2 separate regions of the Mus musculus genome follow, and region 1 is linked to region 2. A link is a loop called in an ENCODE intact Hi-C map of the cell type or tissue named here. Cell type or tissue: left cerebral cortex. All regions are shown on one strand. Links, peaks and the distances in the headings refer to the core of each region. The heading gives the core; the rest is flanking DNA. Region 1 overlaps Pam (peptidylglycine alpha-amidating monooxygenase). Region 2 holds the start of Gm29461 (predicted gene 29461).

What was found. A loop is a pair of places that touch in the nucleus more often than their neighbours do. Peaks named below come from ENCODE experiments on the same cell type or tissue, not always from the same donor. Only the 100,000 strongest peaks of a DNase experiment are listed, where the experiment ranks them.
Region 1: a loop joins it to region 2, with 2.2 times the contacts of the local background. A loop is called at or near these places in 8 of 42 quality-filtered maps.

Annotation. Positions count from the first base shown.
Region 1 is chr1:97,821,898-97,834,927 of GRCm38, reverse strand. Pam (peptidylglycine alpha-amidating monooxygenase) reads left to right here. Exons shown (of 26, transcript NM_001357127.1): 22 at 412-520; 23 at 3,420-3,473; 24 at 8,888-9,091; 25 at 11,939-11,992; 26 at 12,940-13,030. Among named protein-coding and RNA genes, the nearest start is that of Gin1, 58 kb to the right of the region's middle. In left cerebral cortex, for the core only: no CTCF peak of the experiment used is centred there; DNase peaks (open chromatin) are centred at 6,714 and 7,144; H3K27ac peaks cover 987 bases.
Region 2 is chr1:98,173,253-98,186,282 of GRCm38, reverse strand. It overlaps Gm29461 (predicted gene 29461), which reads right to left and starts at 12,635. Exons shown (of 4, transcript NR_151613.1): 1 at 12,544-12,635; 2 at 11,117-11,208; 3 at 717-853. In left cerebral cortex, for the core only: a CTCF peak has its summit at 7,027 (motif pointing right); a DNase peak (open chromatin) is centred at 7,024.

The DNA.
Region 1 (13,030 bases), core at 3,141-11,140, 350 kb after region 2:
GAGCTTTGGGGCAAGAGGAGCCTGAATGTGTAGGATCCCTGTATGAATATGTCTGAGGAGACATTCAATAGTCAGTTTTTTAAAACAGGAGAAATATGAAAGAAAAAGTAAACACAAATAAGTCACAAAGTACCAAATCCAACTGCCCTGAAAAAAAAAACAACTTATGAATTTCCAGTTTTTAAAAGAATCTCAAGTCAGTGGTTATAGGTCCCCATTGCTTTGCTCAGTGTCTAGAACTGTGCCCCACAGAGTCAGGATGCAATGAACAGCTGCCGTTGGCTGGAGTTGCTTTGGTGGGAATTAAGGTCACTTTCGTTTGAGTCACATGCTATGTCTAATTTTTCTGTCATTCTGTAATAGATGTAAGTACAGCCTCATCCCAATAACAAATGCCTTTGCATTTGGCAGCACTTTGACATGCCTCATGATATTGTGGCTTCTGAAGATGGGACTGTGTACATTGGCGACGCACACACAAACACCGTGTGGAAGTTCACCCTCACTGAAAGCAGGCTGGGTTTGTTTTTCATTTGTTCATTTTTATAGTACTTCTGACTGTAATTTCCATCTGTTTTATTGTTTAAAATGGGAAACAAAAACATTTGCTTTTGAATAGGAAACAGGGATATAAGGGGTTTGGGTTTGGGGTTCAGCACGTGTCTGGCATCTTCAGCTTTCTATTCCTTGTACTACAAAGGACGAGAAATGAAGAGCGATGAGAGGAGGAGGAGGAGGAAGGGATGGGGTCCTTATTTGGTATCCAATTCAGGGATTCAATAAGGTTTGAAATGTGGAGAGAGAGGGGTTTTGTTTTTTGGTTTGTTTTTTTTTTTTTTGTTTTGGTTTGGTTTTTTCTTTTTTCATTTTCCTGGCAGTCATTGCCTTGTTTCCAGAGACACTCCACAGGAAATTTTTGATGTGTGAAGTAATGTCTGTTACATTAAAAGCCAGTGTTAATTCCAGCTTGGTTACAGAAGGAAGAGACAGCTTTGACAAAGCAGAGGTTGGCTTGTTGCCACGAGCTATCACCCCATGTGGCTCTCTGTAGCACTGAGCTTCAAGGGACAACAGCATCCTTCCCTGACACTTAGGGCTCAGCTTTCCTCCAGATACTGAGTTGCTGTATTTTTATTTAACTCAGAACATAAAGAACACATTTGCTCCATCAGAACCTAGCCAGTTAGTGTAAAATTGTTAGGTTTTAGAGTTGGGGGTGGGGAAGGAGAGTCAAGGGAACACTGGAATAGCTTACTTCCTGTTAGGTCTATAGAGCTGTTTCAAGGGGACATTGAGCTGGATTATTGAGAAGTAAGGCATCTGTTAGAAAAGTTATTAACGTCACAGATAGACAGAGGAGAGGAATTGTGTGACAGAGATGCTATGAGAGTTCAGGATGAAGCACCAGAGATAGACAGAATGGTGTGGTCTCAGAAGAAGAAGCAGAGCTCTTGAGGCAGAAGTGGGATCTGTTCTTATGGCTCCCTAGAGAAGGGTGAGGTTTCACAACAGAAGTCCCTCAGCCGCGCTCTCTGAATCCCAGGCAAGAGATAGAGAAAAGGGTTGGGAGCAAGTTAGATGGCCAAGATCCATTTTAATGTTAACTTACTTCACAAATGAGAAAGGGCCCCAGGATGTCTGATAGCCAGGGGATCATTGTGTCTCAGCAGGGTACCCGATAGTATCTGGCAGAGGAAATTGCTGCAGATATTGTGGCCTGAGCTGGATGCTGGCGCTGTATTTTTGCAAGAATGTTCGAATTCTTTCATTTCAATGTGCACATCATTAAAACTATGCTAGCATAGTCCCTGGTTTCAAGCTATAAATCAAAACATTCTTTATCTGAAGTTCAGTGAACGTTTACTTGGCCAAAAATATCCAATATCCAGAAATGCTTTTTAAGTATTTTGGAGTCTAAGCAACAGGAGATAGTTGTAATTAGTAAAGGATTTGGGGATGATAGATTTGTGGTATCTAAAGCTGCAGCAAATAGTTTTATTAGGTAAAGAGTTAATAAGGACATGAAAACTTGATTAATAAATTATGTCAATAACAGCATAAATTCACGTCCTAACAAGAAAAGGAAACAAATTGTTAGAAGAAAAGTAAAATTAAGACTATGAACTTCAATCAAATATAATGTACATTTTACGTCTCAATTTGGCCAATGCTGTATTCAGTAACTTTTGAGCTTTGAATTAATTAATCTTTGAGTGACTTTTAGTATTCTGAGATAAGAACCCAATTAGCATAGTGCACATAGATTCAACCATTTGGTGTCTTGGCAGATGTGACAAAACTGTTCATCAGGAAAAACCATATTCTGCTCACGATTTCAGAGGGTTCAATCCTTGATTGTTTACAAAGAAAGTCACAGCAGCAGTGTCATGTGGTACAAGGGAGCTTATGACCAAGAAGCAGAAAAGGGGGATAGAAGGACATGGGCCACATGAAAGCACAGCCCTGTGTCTTCCAAGGCCCTGCCACCTATTTCTCACACTCCAATAGAGCTAGTGTATCAGTTCCACACTGGAAATAACACAGGATTAAGTCAAAGTCTCCCGATCTCAGGCCCTCAGGAAGTATCCACACACACACTCTCAGTCCTGCTTTACAGCTCCTGGAGGGACTTCTTAATCCAGTGAGGACTGTGAGGGACCTGCAGCCTATGCTACCCCAGAAGTTATTCACCTTTCCAGAAAAATAAAGAAACAACCTTCACTCTAAGATGTTGTCCAGGTGCAAACAACGTTAGCAAGGGAGTGGTAAAACCACTGAACTGAATCATTCCATTCCTTAGGTAGAAAGGTCTGTGGGGATCAAACTGCCAAGGCTATCTCTCAGGGAGGGAGCTCTGAGAGAAGCAAAATGGTGGAAAAGCAAGTGGATTGTATCTGAGAGTCAGCAGAGGGCCTCTGACTGGCACCGGCTGTTTAGATTAAGTGGGAATTGGATGCTTTTGTCCTAAATAATTGACCTTTGAGAACAGACTGCCTGTGGAATGCTGAATTAAGTGTCTGTTTACCCAGTAACAATCCTGTTTACCAGGTCTGAGCCCTCTATTTAGGACATTGTCACCAGCACTGCCATCTGGGAGGGGTGAGAGGGAATGGGAGAGTGGGGGCCTTGCAAACAGAATTTTGTCACCAGCTCTGCCATTTGGACCTAATAAACAGAGCTACCTGATATTTCAGAAACAATGTAATATTATGAATCCCCCCCAAAAAACCCTATTCTGAATAAGTTATTAAAAATATTACCTCAACTACACTAAGAAGGTTTTATAGAGGATTCATGGACTTGACCTCTAGTTAGACTTCGGAAATTTATGTAACTGACTAAAACTGGTATCAAGGTTAAGTTTTTAATGTTCTTTTAGAGGATTCTGATTCTTCTCTCTTCTTATTGTGCTGTTACAGAAGTGGAGCATCGATCAGTTAAAAAGGCTGGCATTGAGGTCCCGGAAATCAAAGGTTGGTCAGAGTCCTCTCTCAACTGTGAAACCAAAAGCTATCTAGTTGGATTATTTTGGGCTCTTGATTGCAGGTTAAAAATTATCAAGCTAAAAATATATAATGTGGTAAGTCGTTGCTCCCTGCTTTTTGCAGAGCTCTTAAGCCTGCACGCCGCCACTTCTTTGTATGTTGAAGGAAATAGTTCTAAGGGCCTCTGATCATTGCTGATTCTCACTTATGGAGGAGGACTTAAGAAATCTATAATGAGCAAGAGAGATATGCAGAAAGGAAAAGATTCAGCTAGTTGTATTGGGAAGTATTTTTGACTTTTTGTAAGGTAGAAAGAAAAAAAAGGATTTTTGGTATGCTAGAAAAGCCGGCGTGAACTCTCATGTACACAAGTGAAAAACCTTAGTGGGTAACTTCTATTTGATAGGAAACATTAGCATGCCCACCAACTCGTGACGTAGTACCTCAGAGCCAACAAGATTGACTGGGGCCTTTGTAAACAGCAATGTAGTAAACCTGAGAGAAATGACAAGACACCTGACCTCAGGGAAATCACTGCACACATCTCCATGGCCCCATCCATATTGACACACAGTATCTGAAATGAGTTTAGCTCCCGGTGAGTGGCTCCTATTCCCATTCAGAATCTCTGACTAGTCACTTTTCCCAAGAGCCACTTTGAGTTTGTACTTTTTCGACAATGTAGGCTTTTGACTGGTGTTTGTTGTTGGACACGCCATGCTTTAAGTCACAAATCAATTCCATTCTTCAGATTGAACCCCCAGGTGAAGAGGTTCAGACCGAAGTCCAAGCATCTTTGTTTTCTTACTCACTTGTTTTCTTGCTCAAGAAAGTAGTTTGTAAAGATGTGTGAAGAAGCCACAAGCAAAAGGAAGTTGACATAGGCAGAAAGGAAAGTTAGCAGCAGGCTCAGCTCAGCATTGTGAGAGCTAACATTGTAGCAAAAATAAATGGCACTGTTTGGCATTTGTAGAGATTCTACCTAAGGGACAAATACTGAGTGGTATTCCTGTTACTCAAATACAGACACAAGTCTTAAATCATCAATGCGATTCGCCTGGCAGTGGTGGCACATGCCTTTAATTTCAGCACTTGGGAGGCAGAGGCAGGTGGATTTCTGAGTTCAAGGCCACCCTGGTCTACAGAGTGAGTTCCAGGACAGCCAGTGCTATACAGAGAAACCCTGTCTCCAAAAAAGAAAAAAGAAAAAAAAAATCATTGCGATTTACATAGTATTATTGATGTTAGGTTTAATCCTCAAATAAAGAGATAATTTATAAGAGATATTGCTGCTAATAACAGCTATTATTGGATCACTCTACATGGACAATACAAAAATTATCAAATGAAATCATTATATTAGCAATGTGATATACATCTTATATCTGAGGAAACAAGGATAGATATTACTAAGGAGACAATACATGTTTAAGTCAAGTTTTAAAGGCAAGTTTGTTTGATATCAAATCCTGTGCTCTTGATCAGTGCATCAATCCAAGAATTTACAAGTTAGGAATGATCTGCAGTGTATGTTGAAATCTCTAGAATTTTCTATTTTCATCTGTTTCTGTTATAATATGTTCTACCAGAACAATCTTGATGGTAATATACTAGTTATCATGTTGAGAACGTGCCCGATTATCCTGACCTCTGACCTCACCTTGGCTGCTGGATGAAAAGAAAACAATTAATCCATTTAGATGGAAAGCATCCCTGTCGTATGGCAGAACCCAGAAGTTGAAATAATAAATTTTACTAAAACGTCTGCCTTGAAAGTCCAGCTTTCCTAGTCAGGAATATCCCAACTCAAATGGACATACTCTGTTCCCAACACCCAAATAATTCTCATCCTTTTATAAGATTATATGTGTATTATAAAAGGAATATAGATCATGCTGGATCTCTAGAGACTATTGCTTATCAAAATCATGATGCTAACCTTTATAACAAAGGCCAAAGCAGATTCATAGTTGGCAGCATGGGTGTTTATTAATTTTATAACTCTAAAAATGAGCTACTTTTGATGATACTTCTCACCATGAGTGTTCATATAATTGACCAATTATCACAAGGTTGCAGAACCAACATTTCAAAGAAGTTTCAGAAATAAGTGAACTGGGAAGGGTTTTAAATTTCAAATAGAGTCACTAGGAATAAAATGCATAGCTCACTGTCCCTGCACCAGGTGAAGGTGACAATCATGATCAGTCTCCAAGTAGAGAGAAAGAAAAACAAAGAAAGCTGTCAAGTGCTCCGAGCCTCTTGGGCCTTATTGAGGGAAGCCTTTGGAAGGAGCTGAGAGGGCGAAAGTGGACTGTGCACGAGAATGAAGCTCCCGCATGCTGGATATAGCTCTCTTGTTTTCTGAAGTTACATGCTAATGCATTTTCTAAAATCTTCATCCTTCAGTCGTATCTGTTATGAGCTAGGTAACAGTTGTTGTATTACTCCATTAAGAATGTACCTCTCTTCCTGTTCATTATTCCAACTGCTTTTATTAAAGAAGAAAGTCTGCAATGTGGGTGCCAGGGTGTGGGGAAGATTTCATGTCTCTAAACACACACTGTGACTTTAGGTCTACACACACACACATACACACACACACACACACACACACACACACACACACACACGCATTAACACACATGCAAACATGCATACACACAGCTACATGTATGACATTAGTTATAGAACTGAAAGAGTCAGTTTGATATTCATAGAAAGTAGATGACACAGCAATGAACTTGCTAAGTTACATGCCACCTTAGACATTTTTGGCTTCCACGGTTCTGGTATTTTGGATGTTATCTACTGAAAATATATGATTATTCTAACATTTGGAATAAACCAAAATGTGTTTAAGATTTAAAAGGTTTTTTTAAAGGTACTTTTAAAATTTTGTTTTGCAAAGGCAAAATAAATAGAGAAATAAAATAATAGAGATATACAAATACTATGTGATTGCCCCCCACAAAGGAGTACAGATAACTCCCCCTTTAAGAAGCATTGCTTTGGAGAAGAAGAAAAAAATACTTACCGTTCGGCTTATAATACCATGTTTATTTCTGTACAGCAAGAGATGTTATGAGAGCTGCTGATTTTATAAGACTCTGAGGCACTGATATTCTAGGGAGGCTGCATGTGGCATCTTAAGCGCTAAGAGAGCATCGTGTTCTGTTCCCCTGTATCTCCAGAAACTCAGGCACAGGCTAATTTTAGAGTCTTTATACTTCTTCACACCTGTTCACCAGGGATGCTCCAAAATATGGAAACATGTAATAAAGAAATTTCAGATAAAGAGTAAAGTGATATAATGTGGATTGCGCATTATTTGAATGGGATTCCCAGGCTCTTCTGTGGTGTTGTGTTGGATTTTTCATTTTACCTACACAGTCCCCTCGGAACAGCAATATTGCTTTTCTTCCTAAGACTCTGAGACATTTTAAAACAAACCTCTTCAGAAAAAATAGAACCTTTTTAGGACTTAAAAATATTTCAGTTTATTCCAAATGTTAGGATGATCAAGAATTTTTAGTAGATTATATCCAAAATACCAGAACTGTGGAAGCCAAGAATGTCTCAAGTGGGGTGTAACTTAGCAAGTTCAATTGCTGTGTCTCATCTGCTCTCATTGAATGCTAGGCTGATTCAGTCTGTAACAAACATCATCTGTTTAATATAGCTCAGCCTTGGCTCTGCCTCATCCATGGTACACGGTGCAGATTGGCATAAACATCGTAGCAAAAGCAGGAAGTAACCAATAGAAAAGACTGGCAAATAATCCTGCTAGTGTATACAGCTTTCAAATAGAAGCAGGCCTTTCTTGTAAAGGCAATACACACATTCTTGAATACCAGGATACAAATATGTCTCATGATATTTAACCCCATGATTCCATTTTTGCAACTTTTTTCCTGTTTAAATATGGAACAAGTTTAGATATAAAATAATTGTGTATATATTTTCTGTGGTAACAAAGGAGATGGCAGAACAGTGGTCAGGTCCGTGAACCAATCCTTTCTCTTCCATCCTCCTTAAATTTTGAGAGCCAAGCAAGTGAACATGTGACGGTGTAGTCTCTGTTTTTGTGAAGTAGAGGGAACAAAGTGGAGACTTTAAGGCGGTCAGCAAAATGGTAACAGTAGCGCCTGCTCACGAGCTTTGTGTGTGGATTAAAGGAGAGCAAGGCCCAGTACAGTGCAAGTGCTCAGTGACTGTAGCTGACAGTGGAAAAGAAGACAGCTCAGAACACTGAAGCAGTAAGTGTCCATCCTCCGCGTGTTTATATCATAAACTCGATGTGAAGTGTCCTGGGGGATGTCAGAAACATGTATCCAGCAAGCGGTTAAACCATCTACATATACAGAACAGGAACCAATTTTCCCAATTGTGTTAAACAATCTATTCCTGCCAGTTTGTTGAGGGCTGGCGTTCTCTGCAGCATGCAGTGTATTTTGTATTGAAACAGAGAATCATAAAGTGAGGAATTCAGATTCTGGAAGCCTTGGAAAGCCTTTTAGCAAACAGGACTGTAACTTCTGGCTAAACTCTTAACTGTTGCACATTACAGTTTGCTATACCCAGATACCTACATGCTTCTTGGGAATGGCTCAAAGCCCAGACTCATTTGAAGTCAATGATTATTGCAGCCCCTGCAGTAGCTTCTATAGCTTCATCGGATCTCTTTCTCAATGGTGTATTAGGCCTGATATCTATCCAGCTCCTCTTATATTCATTACCAATAAAATGATATATATTGCACTTATACCTTGCTGAGATCCATATAAAAGAACACAAAGGGACTGTTGATTTTTGTCTTTGTCAGTCTAGAATTAATGTCTAACACTACATAGAGTACTAAAACTTCACAATACATAAAAGTGATTCAGAAACTAAAAGATATAATGAACCAAATACTTATTAAACACCTTCTTTGTGACCCACGTTTAAATCTAACAATATTATGAAGCAGATTAGACCACAGCTTTCCAAATGAGATTTTGTAATACCAAGATAACTAACTTGCCCAAAGTTATTCTGCTAGTACACCTGAGTTCAACCATGATTGACTCCAGAATGCTCACCAGCTCCTTTCTCTACACAATGAAGTGTGTGATCTTAACCTTGTAAATGTATCTTAAACTTGAAAAAATGCAAAATGATATCTATTTTATAGACTGAAGAGGGAAGTAGAGGTGTATCAAAGATTACCACTGGGAAGGTGAAAACTATATAGTAGTCACCATAACTGCTCTTGACGTCATAGACAACAACACGACCCCACATCCAGTGGTCTCAACAAGTTCTTGGAGAACCATTGTTGATTTGACTGGGCAGGGATGGGTGAGAGGGTTTGAAATATTTCAATCAATTGCATACTGTGAACTCTTCTTTCCCTGAAGAAGCCGAGGCAGTTGTTGAACCCAAAGTGAAGAACAAACCCACCTCCTCAGAATTGCAGAAGATGCAGGAGAAAAAGAAACTGATCAAAGATCCAGGCTCGGGAGTGCCTGTGGTTCTCATTACAACCCTTCTGGTTATCCCTGTGGTTGTCCTGCTGGCCATTGCCATGTTTATTCGATGGAAAAAATCAAGGGCCTTTGGAGGCAAGTAAAATGAGCCCCTTAAATTTGGAACCTGCCTTTGAAAGCATGTCTGGCCTAATTATCACTAGGAACCTCGTTGTGATTTATCTGTTTGGTTTGACTTAGATTGGTTTACATGTGCTCTGCCTTTTTATGATATTATTGTCTGTGTCTCAAAAGGTAATTATAATTACTATTGAATATAATGTATATCTGGAGCCTCTGAAATTTTTGTAGTTTGATTATATTATACCTTCTTCCATTGCCATTTAGCAGTGGCTTAAGCCCAAATAATATCACCATAAAAAAGCTGTGAGGTTGTAGGTCCACTATAAATTATCTTGCAGATCACAGAGAAGAACATACCCTGCTATTAGGAATGAGCCGGCACTCACAATACTTGGGTTGGGAATCTTGAGGCTGTGTTCTTTCCCCATCAGATTGACTCTAGCTTCTAGCTGCATGACGTTGGGCAAGTTACTTCATCTCTCTAAACCAGTTTCTTCATGGACAAAATGAGAGTAAAAGATGAGGTTGTGTAAAAATGAAGTAACGTAGTAATGGTCATTAAACATTTACCAGGTTTCTAGGACCTACTATGTACCGAATACCATTAGCGAGTATAAACAGTAATCTTGGCGATAGAGAAATAAAAAGAGAGGACCATTCTCAAGACTCTGCTTTATCCAGAATCCCCATGACCTAACAAACCACTTGTTTTTTGAATAGTCATAAGTTTGAACATTAGCCTTTCCTAACTGAGCAAGGCAGGGTCCAGTACCAAAGTCAATAGTTTTAAAAATAACCTTCATAGTATGAGACCTATTCAGGCTATTCAAGTAATTAATTGGTGCCATCTTTATATTGTACCTTTAAGTAGCAACCTCCAAGTCTTAAGGCAAATGTCTATAACTATATCTGGGAAGGAATCTGCGGGGCAGTGTGGGAGCTAACTTCAATCAGGAAATAAAATCTGGTCTTGATGGAGGTCCAGATAGCCAGGGCAGGGATTGGGGTACCCATGGGGAAAGCCTCGACACACAGAAAGACACTGAAACATAAACAGTTGAAAGCTCCACTTGATAAGTTATGAAAGTAATGATTCTTAGATTTTCCTTAACTTTTTTATTTACTTCAAATAAATCTTTGAAAACAATATAGTTAACTCCCCGCCCCCCAAAAAAAGACTATCTGAAACTATCATAAGTCTAAAGAAAAACAGAAAACAGCCAGGAAGTTAATTAGGCATAAGCTTTAAGAGAACAATCGTGTTAGATGTGGTATTTAATGGATGTGCTTAGGACAAATAGCAGTTCAAAAATAGCAGTTCTTCACACTAGCAGTTCAATACAATAACTGTTGAAAAACAAACAGAAAGAGATGAGTAGATGAAACTCAGAATGTAGGTGAGGCAGACAAGGTGATCTATAAAGCCATAAGAGGGGATGGTGCCCATGTACTGTAGTGAAAACTGTAACAGATGTTAGGAGGGCATAGAGCCTTGTGCACATGGCGGGGCTCTGGGATAGGAAACTCAAAAAAGGAGAGGAAGTGGCTTAGAGAGTCGGGAAGACGTGTTTGCCTGTTTGCTCTCAGAGACATGGAACTGTAGCATAAAGCTATGTGGGAAGGTAGCAACCTAGGTCAAGCCATAGGAAAGTGCCATTGTCCCTCCATGTTTTCTTTAGGGACATTGTAATTCTATGCAGTTCTGTTCCATTCCACCGAATGGTACATTAGCCTGTCACTATTTCTAAGATTTTTTGTTTTATTTTGTTTTGTTTTGTTCCCAATGGATTTTATCTAAGGTTTTTATTCAGAAACCCTCCTGAAGGATTTTCCTTGATCCCACACACCCTGGTTATGTATTCCACTGCTGTTCCACCCAGGCACCAAAGCGGGCACAGGGCACCCACGATTGGCCAAGGAATGCACTATGTCTTTGTGGAACTGAGTCTGATTTTTGGCTTTCTGACAGCTCTCCTCCTTTCCCTGCCTTGTTTTCTACCTGTCTGCTGCCACCTGCCTTTTAGCTCTCTTCATGAAGCTGCCCTGCACCCTAATGCTTCTCTGAGCAAACCAGGAGGCCAAGGCAAGCCATGTTGGAAGAGACATCCCAAGGGGACAGCGGGAGTCCTTTGGGAGCTCTGCATCCCCCATAAAAAGAAAAAAAAAAGATTTATCTTGGAGATGGGCGCCCCAGGGGAAGGAAGGACTGAGCTCACCTAGAGGTCATGGATATTGTTCAGGGTTTCCTGTCATTCCCATTCATTTAGGCTTGAGATGAGGAACAGCACATCCAAATCCAAAATAAGCCTGCCCACTGCTGTTAACAGGAGTAAGGCTTAACGCAGATATCCCTAAATGGTTGTAATAAAAGCTTCCAATTTTGGTATATATTATTTTGCTAACTTAATTCTATCCCAATAAAAATTGTTGATGTTAGCACAGTTTTACCATTTCATATAATATACCCCTTTATGTGTCACAGATATGGAGAGATGGATATGATCTCTCATTTCTTGGAGAAAAGAAAACTGAGGCTCAAGGAATGATAATATCAAAATTACAGTCTATAAGAGACACAGACAAGAGTTTACCCTTCTATACTTCTCAAGTTCCACAATTTTCAGCCATCTTTATGCTTCTCAGTAGCATATAGCCCTTTAATAAAAATTTGTAGTCACTTGTAAGTTCCCGATCTTATGTTAAATGTTGAGCCCTTGGATAGAGAAGGGTGAGAGGTGAGAGACACATTTAAAAATGGGTCGTCTTCTTTTTTCTTTCTTTCTTTCTTTCTTTCTTTTTTTTTTTTTTTTTTTTTTTTTTTTTTTTTTTTTTTTGTCTTTTTTGTTTCGTTTAAAGCAGATCATGACCGAAAGCTCGAGTCGAGTTCTGGAAGAGTACTGGGAAGACTCCGAGGTATGCCTGTGTCCTTTCAGAATCTCCATGTCTGGCTCAAAGTCCGCGAGCGCGTGTCTTGTAAAGAAGAACAATGTGAACTAACCAGTACCCCGGAGCTCTTGTCTCTAGCTGCATATGTATCAAAAGATGGCCTAGTCGGCCATCACTGGAAAGAGAGGTCCATTGGACACGCAAACTTTATATGCCCCAGTACAGGGGAACGCCAGGGCCAAAAAGGGGGAGTGGGTGGGTAGGGGAGTGGGGGGGGGGCGTGGGTATGGGGGACTTTTGGGATAGCATTGGAAATGTAAATGAGGAAAATACGTAATAAAAAATTTTTTAAAAAAGAAAGAAAGAAAGAAAGAATCAGGCACTGTTTCCTATTTTCTTCGTATTTTGCACTTAGCATCCTAGCAGAAATGCAGAGGGAAGACCCTGAAGTGAGGGCCTCGCTGCACATGCTCAGCCCTGTTTGTGTTTTCCATTTGCCACTCTGTATCATCTAGTGCACTCCATCCCCAGCCCCCACCCCTAGCTTTCCATCTGTTTGCTTTGTCTTTGGTAAACTTCCTGTGGCTGATAGTGTGGTCAGTGCTTGTCTATGACCTTTTCATAGAGTCATTGAAATGAAAAAAAGCAGCTCAGGGGTTGCGATTCAGGAGCGCTGTAGAGAGCCAGACTGTGAAAATGGATCTGAAGTATTTCCGCAGAAACATATTCCTGGGGAGCTTAGGATTTTATCATTTACTCTGATAAAGTCTGTTGAGTAGTATTCATCTGGTTCTGTAAGGGAAATCTCTTTGAATATCAGTCTAAAAACAACAAAACAAAACAAAACAAAAAACACTCTACCCTCTTCCATACCCAATTTCTGTCTCTGTTTAATGTTGAAATTTTACAAGGAAAAAGACTTTTTTGTGCAATTTTTAACTCTACTGTGGCATTCGATCTTTTTTTTTTTTCAGGAAAGGGAAGCAGCGGCTTAAATCTAGGAAATTTCTTTGCAAGCCGGAAAGGCTACAGCAGAAAAGGGTTCGACCGAGTGAGCACAGAGGG
Region 2 (13,030 bases), core at 2,163-10,162:
TCCCTTTGGTCTTCATTTCCCTTTGCTCTTCTCTTCTCTTTCCTTCGCTTGTCTCTTCCATTTTCCTCTCCTCTCTGTTCTACACTCTTCTCCTGTCACTCACTTTCTATTTCAGCATCTCTGTGTCCTAATACCTGGACTCCCCTAGCTAGAATCCCACGAACTTGTATCCAGGGAAAGGAGAAACCAGAATCAGAAGACTGCACAATGGTGATAGCTCAGGTTTCTACCCCTGAAAAGCACCCCCAGCATCATGGCCATCAGCAGTCTATGGAATTCCAATAAGATCTCAGAGAAGCTCTGAGGTTATTTGGGTTATTCGGGCAGATTTCTGTTTATAGGCAACTCCCAACAGGCCATTGCACTGCCCAGTTAAGTCTTGATGTTCCTTTATTATGTCGAAGGAACAAAGAATTGACTGACAAAGAATTCACATAAAACAGGGTGCTACTCTGTTTTTTTATTTCGTTTTTGAGATAAGGTCTTCATGTTTAGCTCAGGCTATCCCCAAACTCATAATTGTCTTTGTCAGCCTTCCAATTTCTAGGTGTATATATGCCACCATGCCTGGCTTCATAAAAACTGTTTTAATGTTTGAAAAGTACTAAATAATTCCTTTCTTTTCAGACAATGGATCTCAGGAGTGTTTGTGCTGTTTTGTTCAGAGAGGAGATCGATGAGGACCCTCTATCCTCTCAAGTACTTTCTTAACTTACCTTATAGATTAATCAATTTGTCCTCGGAACCCATCTCACTTCTATCTTCTGAGAGATTTGGTTTTGTTTTATTTCATTTTTGTTTTCATGAAAAATGCACTGCTTTCTCCTTTGGAATCCCACAGCAGTAAGGACTTCTGTGAAAGGAGGTCACACAGTAGGCATTCATGTTATCCTGAATGTCAGTCAATGTTCTCCTTCCCAAACTTGCTTTCATTCAGTTTCAAGCTGCTATAAATATCACTTTCCACAAAGCTCAAAAGATTCTCTTTAAAGTGACTTGGCCACTTTAAAATCATTCATGTTTTAAAGATAGCAAGAACAAATAGCATTTCTTTAAAAATTGAGGAGATCCAACTTTTATGATGGTGTGGATCTGCTGTATAAATTATATTCTAAAAAGCCTCAATTTGTGTATGCCAACTTGATATTAGAAATAGTAAATAGAAATGAGCCTACTGTGTTCTCAGCTTTTTTCCTAAAATTCATGTGACAAAACATTAATCCACAAGTTGATATAATTAATAAAATAGAAGCTATGGGAGTGGATCTTGTCAGTGTCACTCTGAAAGTCACTCCGTTGGGATATGTCCCCCTTCAGCCATGTGTGGATACAATGAGAAGCCATGTACACAGCACGAAGCAGGTTCTTCCCAGTTACAGGCTCTGTGGCCACCTTGCTCTTGACATCCCAGCCTTCCAAGCTAGGAGAAATAAATCTATTGTTTCCAAGTCATTCTAGTCTCTAGATATTTGTTATAGACATTCATACTCAGAATTCTTTAAAACTCCAAGCACCACATTATCCATCCATTCCCTGTGTTTTGCCATCACCATCACAGTGAAGGACAGCATCAGTAAAGTCGTATGCTCCTTACGTCTTCAATCTGATCATGAAAGTTAAAAGCAGAAAAGACTACGCAAGAGCAATGCAACAGAGGTCAAACTGTGGAAGCTTCATGTTAGACTGAATAATTTGGTTAACAGTATGTTTCCTAATGGCTTGAAGATTACTATTTCTAACTTATAAGAAAGTCAGGGAAAAAATATCATCGTAAAATGTAAGTCCATAGAAAATACATTTTAAATTAGCAAGATATATTGTTAATAATCACATTGATTTAGAGTAACTTCTGAAAGAATTCAGGAAAACATCTGTATATTTTTTACCTTTTGTTGGAATGGAAGACAAAATAGTATGTCTAGTGGGTGTATGTGTGTGTATGCACATGCACGCACGCACATGCGCGCGCGCACACACACACACACACACACACAATTAGTATTTCAAGTTAGTCCTAATTCATACAGAGAGATTTGATTCAATGCGATATCTGCTATATTTGTTCAGTTAAATATGATTTGTTTGCATTCCTTGCACTATGGTACTCAGGAATGTGTATCGTTTACATCCTAAAATAATCTGCATGTTTCCCTTAAAAAAAATCCTGCCTCACAAGCCACTAAGTCAGTTAGTATCTTTCGAACTGTTATTAAAGAGCTTCTATTCACCACCCAATTTTCTCTTTCTTTCTCAATGAAATAAAACAGGACTTATGCATTTCAGTAAAATATTATATTACAATCTTAAGTAAAACTATAAAATAATCTAATCCAGTGTAAATAGAAAATCACCCTCATTAACCCTAACAGACAAACCACATGTTCTAGGTATAAAGCAATGTGACATCCATACTTTCAACTTGTTAGTGTCTATAAGTGTCCTGACTGTTCAGCTTAACAATAAAATCATGTGGCTCCACTTCATCTGACTGATTCTCAAATAATGCAGAAGTGTTCATATTCAGAAGCTAGTTGAAGAGTAACATATGCCAGCTAGGTGTGAGGCAGTTCTTAGATATCCTTTCTGCTCTAATAACCTTTTCATCCCTTATACTGAACATTTTGAACACATTCATGAATAAAGATATTTCTAGTCTCACAAGAGACAGCTACATCTGGGTCCTTTTGATAAAATCTTGCTAGTGTATGCAATGGTGTCTGCGTTTGGAAGCTGATTATGGGGTGGATCCCTGGATATGGCAGTCTCTAGATGGTCCATTCTGTCGTCTCAGCTCCAAACTTTGTCTCTGTAACTCCTTCCATGGGTGTTTTGTTCCCAATTCTAAGGAGGGGCATAGTGTCTACACTTCAGTCTTCATTCTTCTTGAGTTTCATGTGTTTAGCAAATTGTATCTTATATCTTGGGTATCCTAGGTTTTGGGCTAATATCCACTTATCAGTGAGTACATATTGTGTGAGTTCCTTTGTGAATGTGTTACCTCACTCAGGATGATGCCCTCCAGGTCCATATGCAACCCTATAGGTGGAACAACATTATGAACTAACCAGTACCCCGGAGCTCTTGACTCTAGCTGCATATGTATCAAAAGATGGCCTAGTCGGCCATCACTGGAAAGAGAGGCCCATTGGACACACAAACTGTATATGCCCCAGTACAGGGGAACGCCAGGGCCAAAAAAATGGGAATGGGCGGGTAGGGAAGGGGGGGGGGTATGGGGGACTTTTGTGATAGCATTGGAAATGTAATTGAGGAAAATATGTAATAAAAAATATTTAAAAAAATAAAAATTAAAAAAAATTAAAACAAAACAAAAAAAAGATATTTCTAAAGGCGATCTATCTTCATTCTACTTTCTAAAACCCAACAAAGTTACAAAGCACTCATGAGGTGGACACTTTAATTCAGAATGTTCATAGCAAGTTTTGAATAGAATAGATGCAATCAGACCTCCAAATGCATGTTGACAACTGCTCTCAGCACTGTACAATGTGATAAACACTCAAGTCAGAGAGACCAGTCTTCGTCATTTGCTAGCTAAGAGGGTTTTGGAGATCTTTACCCTCTGTCTTAGTCAGGGTTTCTATTCCTGCACAAACATCATGACCACGAAACAAATTGGGGAGGAAAGGGTTTATTCAGTGTTCACTTCCATACTGCTGTTCATCATCAAGGGAAGTCAGGACTGAAACTCAAGCAGGTCAGAAAGCAGGAGCTAATGCAGAGGCCATGGAGGGATGTTCCTTACTGGCTTGCTTCCCCTGGCTTGCTCAGCCTACTCTCTTATAGAACCAAGACTACCAGCCCAGAGATGGCAGCACCCACAAGGGGACCTCCCCCCTTGATCACTAACTGAGAAAACGTCTTACAGCTGGATCTATCGGAGGCATTTCCCCAACTGAAGCTCCTTTCTTGTGATAACACCAGCCTGTGTCAAGTTGACACAAACCTAGTCAGTATACCCTCTAAGGCTTTATTTCTTATATGGTAAATAGCATTGCTGGCAAGTTTAGCATGAGCTAAGGAAATGTAAAAGCACTTTCATGCTGCCTGACATATAAGAAACTACCAGGAAATGTTAGTTTGACCGTTTTGACCTCCTAAATACTATACAGACACATTCTTTTCTTATAGTTCTACTTCTAAAGTTACATAAACAGTTTGAATACTAATCTTCTCAAAGAAGATAAGTGGTCTTCTCCATGATTTCAACAGCAATGGAAAGTCCCTCTGACTTTGAAAGCAGTTGTTTTCTATGCTCATGTTTAATGTTTCTTTTAAAAAAAGAAATAAAGACTTTATTCTATAATTATACATAAATCCAAAACCATGCATCCCCTGAGTAGAGATAACACCACACTTTATTAATACCAGGTTTCTGAGGACTAGGAACAGGCACATTTTCTTGTGATTGATGGGAGAGTGTGGTGGAGAGAGCTCAAGAGGAAGTGCAGAAGAGTCCACTCAAGCTCCAAACAGATCATCAAGGGAAAAAAATTATCTCTAGATAAAAGATAAAGACACATTCAACAGCTATACTTTTTCCCCTTTTGGACCAGAAACTGCACAAAAAAGAGAAATATATGATCATATTCTCTTATATGAATGCATTGCAGTCACATTATTATCATTTTAGACACAGGTATCACTCTAGAGTCCAGGTGTGTCTGTAACTCACTCTGTTTTCCAGACTCGCTTCAAACTCCAGGCAATCCTTCTGATTCAGGCTCCTAAAGGATAGGCTTATAGCTGTGTATCTTTCATGTGATGATGGTATGGATCCCAGTTTCACTTGAGGGCATAGGGACATTCATCAAAGCAGGACATTTATATAACTGGACATGGTATCATTAGGAACATGGCCACTTCACGGGGTGGGATGAGATTATGTATAGGGAGAGCCGTGTCTTTAACATTCATACCCATAACTATGAAATTGTGTTTCTAGGTCTGCTTTCACCACAGTTTAAATGAAGAAAGGAAATAGAAAGGAAAGAGGAAAGGAAGGAAGGAAATAAGGAACAAAGGAAGAAAGGAAGGAAGGAGAGAGAGAGGGAGGGAGGAAAGAAGGAAGGAAGTAGAGGAAGAAAGAAAGAAAGAAAGAAAGAAAGAAAGAAAGAAAGAAAGAAAGAAAGAAAGAAAGAAAGAGAGGGAGGGAGGGAGGGAGAAAGAAAAAAGAAAGAGAGAGAGGGAGAAAGAAAAAAGAAAGAGAGAGGGAGTAAGAAAGAAAGAAAAAAGAGAGATAGAAAGAAAGGATGGAAGGAAGAAAGAAAAGAGAGAGAGAGAGAAAGAAAGAAAGAAAGAAAGAAAGAAAGAAAGAAAGAAAGAAAGAAAGAAAGAAAGAAAGGAAGGAAGGAAGGAAGGAAGGAAGGAAGAAATTGTTTAAGGAAACTCAAAGAAAGCAACAAAAAGTATTTGATATCACAGATTTCAAATCGGTTGTTTCTAACACCTTATACTCTGCAATGGCTAGAGGCTCCAGCAGATGCTCTGAAATTATTCTGTCCCCACCAGGCATTCAAAGAAAGAACGAAACAAAGGGAGGGAGAGTTTTGTTTTGCTTTTGTTTCAACTGCACATCAATGCCTGTTTGTGGCGGCTTCAGCCCAAATCGCATAACCCACTGCTTTAGTCAGCATGACAGCCCACTGGAAAAGTACGATGTGATTTAGGGAAATTCTGAAAGTGCCAAGCTGTCAGACCTAAGCACTTTCAGTCTTTGATTGCAGACTTAGAAAGAACAAAGGCCACACGTGTGCTCTGTATTCTAGACCAGCATTCTGTGGATACTTAGGGAATACTGAACAATAGCACTTGGTTGTAGAAAATCTTTAAATGTCCTCTCTGACACACGGGCTCAGCTCCTTAAACTGTAATGCATGTTTTATGTAAGTCTGTGTCTCCCTGGTGGTAAACTATTCTTCACCTTACACTCTAAAGTTTGTAAAAACCTGAACACCTTTCAGGAGGAGACTAAACACAAATTCTTCTTAGGGGCTTTCTCTGGCTACACCCTACAACTTGTTTTGTAATGAAAAATAGCATATTAATATCTATCTATTTATCTACCCATCCATCCATTGGGATTTAGATCGATTTTCTCAGCTGTGTTTTGACCATACCTTATCATTCTAATATTAGTGTCAGATTAATTTTAACCCAATGTATCTAGGCTTCTAAAAAGAATAGTTCAAGCAGGTAATTGAAAAAACTAAGATTATTGAAATGTGCATATTATTATTTCCATTACAGATAAGATGTTGTGTTCCTGAAGAGCTCTGATCTCTGCCATGATTTTATTTGGAGATAGAGACCAAAGGAAGGTGACAAGATGTAAATGGAGTAATAAGGTTGGGGCTCAATGCCAACAGGGCTGATGTTCTTATAACTGGAAAAGACAAAGAAATATTTCTCTCTCTCTCTCTCTCTCTCTCTCTCTCTCTCTCTCTCTCTCCCTCTCTCCCTCTCTCTCCCCTCTCCTCTCCTCTCCTCTCCTCGCCTCCCACCATGTCATCATGTGAGAAAATCTGAAAAGCAGAAAGACAAGCATTATCAGAAACCAACCAGTAGAGCCCTAATCTGTCATGGCTAGCCTTCAAAAGAGTGAGAACCAATACTCTAGTTATCACACACACGTACACTTAATATGTTTTCAATTTAGAGACAAAAATCTCGTGTTTGAAACCATAAAGAATCAATTTTTTCTTAGTGTAAGTGTAAAGAGAAAGAAAATGTTGCCACAATTCTTCTAAAAACCATGGGTAGGAAAATGTGTTTTGTGCTTTTAGAGAAAGACCATGAGAAAATGAAGCTACGCCTTATAAATTCTCGAAGGAAAACAAACGGAAGAATTTCAAAACCCAAACTAAATGGTAAGGTAAAAGAATTATTGCACACTATTTATTTTGTATTAAAAAGGAATTCATGGCAAGTTCTCATAAGCTCAAATGTAGATAATGTTAACAATCTGAGGTTGTGCCCCAATTGTAACAGCCTCTCTTACCAGTAGGGGGCAGCATGGCACATTGGATACCTCACTAACTGCCCCTTGAGGAACATGGGAGGGGTAGCTAGAAAGTAAACTATCAGACCAACACTAAGTATGGCTATATCACACAGGCCAAAAAGGAAATCTTTTTTTTAAATTTTTAATATTTTTATTATGTATTTTTCTCAATTACATTTCCAATGCTATCCCAAAAGTCCCCCATACCCTCCCCCCACCCACTTCCCTACCCACCCATTCCCATGTTTTTGGCCCTGGCGTTCCCCTGTACTGAGGCATATAAAGTTTGTGTGTCCAATGGGCCTCTCTTTCCAGTGATGGCCGACTAGGCCATCTCAAAAAGGAAATCCTAAGTTATGACTAAGTACTAGGAGATGCCAGCAATGCACAGGTCACAGGCTAGGAGGTGTCACAAAGTCCTTGCTGTACAAGCACAAGGGTTAAACTCCAATCCCTGCAGAAAAAAATACCTGTGATCCCAGGCCTGGAAAGGCAGAGACAAGAGAAACCCTAGAGCTGAGGGTGAGTCACTTAGCAGAATAAGTGAGCTCAGTGTTCAGTGAGAGCTCCTATCTCGAAGCATAAGGTGGAGAGTAACGGAGAAAGACACGCAACATCTACTTCTGCACACGTACGCGCGCAAGCATGCGCGTCCCCGCCCCCCCCCCCCCACAGCGCACCACACACATAGGATACATAATTCAAAACCTTCAGCACACCAATAGGAAGATGAAGGAAGAACTTAGAACGTGTATGCTCCCGAAGACATGTGGCATCAATCCCTAATTGTCCAAGGAACTCACTGAAATGTCCCACAGTGATTCAGGTTGTTCTGCTCTCCTTTCTCACAGTGAAAAATATCTCTCTCTTTCATTCAGTCTATATAAGCTCTCCTGAAAAGCAGCTCCCTAATACTTTGACTAGTAAGTTTACTAATCAATGATGCAGAGGTTGACACTCCCTCTCACACAGCAAACACAGAAGTAGAACTTTAAGTACTGAAAAATTGCAGAAGAAGACAAGAAAAGGAAAGAAAAGAAAAGAAAAGAAAAGAAAAGAAAAGAAAAGAAAATCGGTTAAAAAGTAAAATAGCCTTTACCCACCAAAATATTCTCAATGAACTCTTTAAAATATTGGACTTTATTTTAAATGTTGTAGGTAATGCAATTTTTTGTTTTGTTTTGTTTTGTTTTTTCGAAACAGGGTTTCTCTGTACAGCCCTGGTTGTCCTGGAACTCAATTTGTAGACCAGGTTGGCCTCGAACGCAGAAATCCACCTGCCTCTGCCTCCCAAGTGCTGGGATTAAAGGCATGGGCCCCCACACCCGGCGGTAATGCAATTTTTAATCATATAAATTCTTGCATGGGAACAACACAGGAGAAAGGGGAGAAAGATCCTGAGAGCTAGAATACCAGTACGTGGCTGTAAAACCGTCTCTTTTAGAAATGGCTGCATAAACAAGACCAGGACAGTGGCAATATTAATAAATAATATTAATGTCATAAAGGAAATGTAGCATGGAGTTCCACCTTCAGATGAGAACCTTCTAGGAGAGCAAGAATTAGCTTCTCCCAGGGATGAGCCCTGTTACTGATTATCCAATACGTGGTGGTCAGTCCTGAAACCATATGCACACAGGCAACAAAAATGGGCTCCATAGGTTGAATTTCTATATCTTTGTATACACATACATATTTATGTAACAATAATAATCAAAAAGAAAAGAAACTACTAATTTGAAAGTAAAAAGGCATAGGAGGGGTTGATATGGATGAAGGATGGGGAAGGGGAATGTGGTGTTATTCTATTTTAATTTAAGATTTATTTTAAAAGAAAAAGTACTCCTAAAATTCTTTCTATGTCTAGGAGTTGACATACATGATGGTTTCTATATGCTTGGGGCTGACTTACAAGTTCAGAGGTTTAGTCCATTATCATCAAGGCAGAAACATAGCAGTATCCAGGCAGGTGTGATACAGGTAGAGCTGAGAGTTGTACATCTTCATTTGAAGGCTTCTAGCAGAGTACTGGCTTCCAAGCAGCAAGGACTAGAGAATTTAATCCCACACCCATAGTGACACACCTACTCCAACAAGGCCACACCTCCTGATAGTGCCACTTCCTGGCCCAAGCATATATAAACCATCACAATATACAACATGTATGTATGTATGTATGTATGTATGTATCTATCTATCTATCTATCTATCTATCTATCTATCTACATATGAGTATAATTCCACAGTTATTGACATACTTATCTTCAATTGCCAACTTGACACAAACCTAGAGTCACCTCGAAAAAGGGAACGTCACCCGAAGAATTGTCCATCTAAGATTGGCCTGCCACCAAATCAGTGAGGCATTCTCTTAATTGCTAATTGACAACAGAGAAGGCCGCAGTCTACTGTGAGTAGTGCTTCCCCTAGCAGGAAGCCTGGGCCATATACAACAGGAAGTAGAATAAGTCAGAGGGAGAACGCAAGTAAGCAACCTTCCTTCTTGGTTACTTTAAATCTTTTTCTTTGAGTTTCTTCCTTGGGTTCTCTTGACCATAGCATCTAACCTGTAAGCTGAAATAAACCCCTTTCCTCTCCGAGTTGCTTTTGGTCATGGTGTTTATCACAGCAACAGGAAGCAGACTATAATGCTTAGTGTGGATATGGTAAATATCGAACAAGTCTGTAGTATTCTTCTGGCTACTAAAAAAGAATATAATTTAATCAGCTTCCACACTGGAACTATACCTTATAGCTTTACTGACATATAGAAATAACCACACAGTGTTTCTATTTATAGTTTCGTGTTGCACAGATTATCGTAACAGAGGGAAAATAAGCATATCCATGTAGTCATACACACAGCTTTGACCTTACACATAGAAGTGTTTGCTTTTTCTCCACTTAGAAATATTCAAATGTTTATTATGTGGGAAGAAGTGAGTTTCACTCCAGATGATGATGCAGGAAAAAAAATAATGAATTTGAGAAACACAGAGAGAAAAAATGGAATATGAGAAAGAGGGAAAGAAAAATAATAAAAAGAAAACACCAAGAAACAAATGACAGCAGATATAATGCTTGCCATGCCCGACAGGAGCAGGATTGGTGCTACATTTTTAGATAAGAGTTTGTGCATCTGATGATGAACATTCAGTGTCAACTTGACCAGGCTTAAAGATGCCAGGTTATCTGGTAAAACTAAGTATCTGCATATATCTCTGAGGGTATTCCAGACAGATAATCAGCATTTGAGTTGGTAGACTGAGTTACAGAGTTCACACTAACCAGTGTGGATAAGGTGTCATCTAATTCCTAGAGGCCAAAATTAGAGAAAACGGTGAAGGTCCCCTTCCCTGCTTAAACTAGAGTATCTGCCATTCCTTGCTGTGGGCATCCATGCTCCTGGTTCTCAGTACCCAAATTCAGTCCCCATTTTCTCCTCTTGGTCTAAGGTATGAAGTTGGAACTGAAACTATATTGTTGGTTTTTCTGGCCCCCTTTCAGCAGATATAATATGTAGCCTTCAGAATCTAGAAGTAAATTCATAATGAATATCCTCATATATATTTCTATATACCCTATTGATTTTGTTTCTTTGGAACACTCCAATACACATAATCTATGTCTGCTGACATCAGGCCATCTTAGTCTCTGGAACATGAGCAAGCTCTTGTGCTGGGATTAAGGAAAATTATTTCCTTTCAAGACTTGATTTCAGCCTGCAGTGAATTTTTATGACCAAGTTATTAACCCCTGAAAAATGGGATTTATAATGGAAATACTGATAGGTTCTTAATGGTAACTGTGCTGGCAGGCATCTATATATTAACCTTAATAGTGTCAATTTGTGAAACTAAAGTGATTGAAAACCTACTCACTTTGACTTCAGTAATCCCTGCGTCACTAGTTTTCAATATTACCTTCATTGGGATGATTTTTTTCTAGGCCTTTTAAAAGACTACTATCCTATATTTATGAGTAAGAGAGCTACAATACTATAGGGTTTTGCAAATATCACAGGGTTGGAACAGCATATTTATTTCCAAATGGCCTAAGATTCTGTGGTACTCTTCTATTTAGGAAATTTACCTGCATAAAAATTGTGGGTTTCCCAGCCATGAAGTCTTTAGCCGGAGGCCTTTCTCTTTTGCCTTTCATCTCTCCAGAGGCTCATTGAACAGCTGAAGGAGATAACAATGTGATTTCATGAACAGTGACCAAAAGGAAATATATGTATCCCTAACTTGGGTGGATAAGCTGACTCTTCACGCTGTCAGTAAAACTGCGTCTGGATGCCAGATTCTCACTGGATTGATCTCATTATATAACTCACTGCCTGCAACTGTATTCTGTTATGGCCTCTTTTATGCAGCCTGACAGCCTATATACAGATGTATCAGTAAATACATTCAGCCGATGCTTAAACAAACTGTTCCCTATCATCATGTTTATCAGGATAAATGTGTTGCCAGACATATTCTTCCGGAATTGATATTAGCAGAGCACAGCAAACGTCATCTCTCCTTCCTCAAGGGGCTCTTCTGATACCCTCATTCTGGCGTTTTAAAACACTGCACATGGTTGAATGGCTCCAGATGCGTTCTCTAACAGAACTTACAGAAACACGGAAACAGCTTCATCCCGTCAAGAATTATATTGTTTCAAGGCTATTCTGGCACAGAATAGAAAATTTGAAGGAATTTTGCCCCAAACCAATTGTGACATACAGCGTAACCAGAAAAATGAGGTCAGTGATTAGAGAAAATTTAGAAACCTCATACTAAAAAAGCTGGGGAAGTCATGGAAATCTTTTCTCATTGGGTGTGTTTCTCATGAACTACCAGAACAAAGCCGGGTGAACAGCTCAAGAATTCTGATCTGGTTCTTTTCAAAGACAGTGTATACAAAAACTAGCAATAGCATCCTGATGTGTGGCGTATGTGTACAAACCTTCCCTAAAATAGTATCCCAGGCAGAATATGCATGAATAACATTTTCCTTTACCCTTCATGAGCCAATAAAAAACAATGCAAATATTTTAAGTATCCACCCACCTTTCCATTTTCCATCACTGAAAAGCTAGCTTACCCTTTGCATTCAAGCCTCAAGCTGTGGCTGACAGCTATAAGCCCATTATATTTCAACAGCCATCTGGCAGCAGAGATTCAATCCACTGCTTCAATCACAGTGGCCTGGCTTCTCTAGCTCTGGGAATTACACTAAAGTGCATGATTTATAATGGCGTCACTGTCAAATTATTGTTGTTTAGTTCATCGAGACAAATTTTTAAACCCATGGGAGTAAATATGTCCTAAAGGGTATTATTTTAAAAGTATTTGAACAGCCATGTTTGCTCTGCAGCCTCGAATTAGTTTTATTCATAATACTAGGTTTTCTAAATATGAGGTAACAGAATAATTACCAATAAGCCAAATTCTTAATGTGCAAAAGGCCAAATTCAAACATTTTGTAGGGAAATGTAGTTTGGAATAAGAACAAGTTGCTCGAACACTCACCTTTTGTTTCATCACTTCAAATGATTGCATCTCACTCATTTGTCCTACTGTGGGGGTTGGACAAATCCTGCTTACTGGTTGCTCCTCATGGCTTGTTCAAGCTGCTTTCTTTCAGAGTCCCGGACCACCAACCCAAGGGTGGCACCACTCACAATAGGCTGATCCCTCCTCTATCAATCATTAATTAAGAAAATGTCCTGCAGGTCTGCTTATCTGAACTTATGAAGCATTTTCTTAATTGAAGTTCTCTCCTCTCAGATGGCTTTAGCTTGTGTCAAGTTGACACAAAACTATCCAGCAGGGTTCCCTTTGCCCTTTAAGAAGGAAATGAGGATGCTGACTATGAGATATGAGCATAAATTGATCCACTTCACCTTTTCCACTTTCTCTTCAAGAATAGATTCTCTCTTGTCTCCCCACGTGACTTTAAGTAGGTTTTCTAGGGGTTTTTTTCTTTTCTAATATTTTTTATTAGGTATTTTCCTCA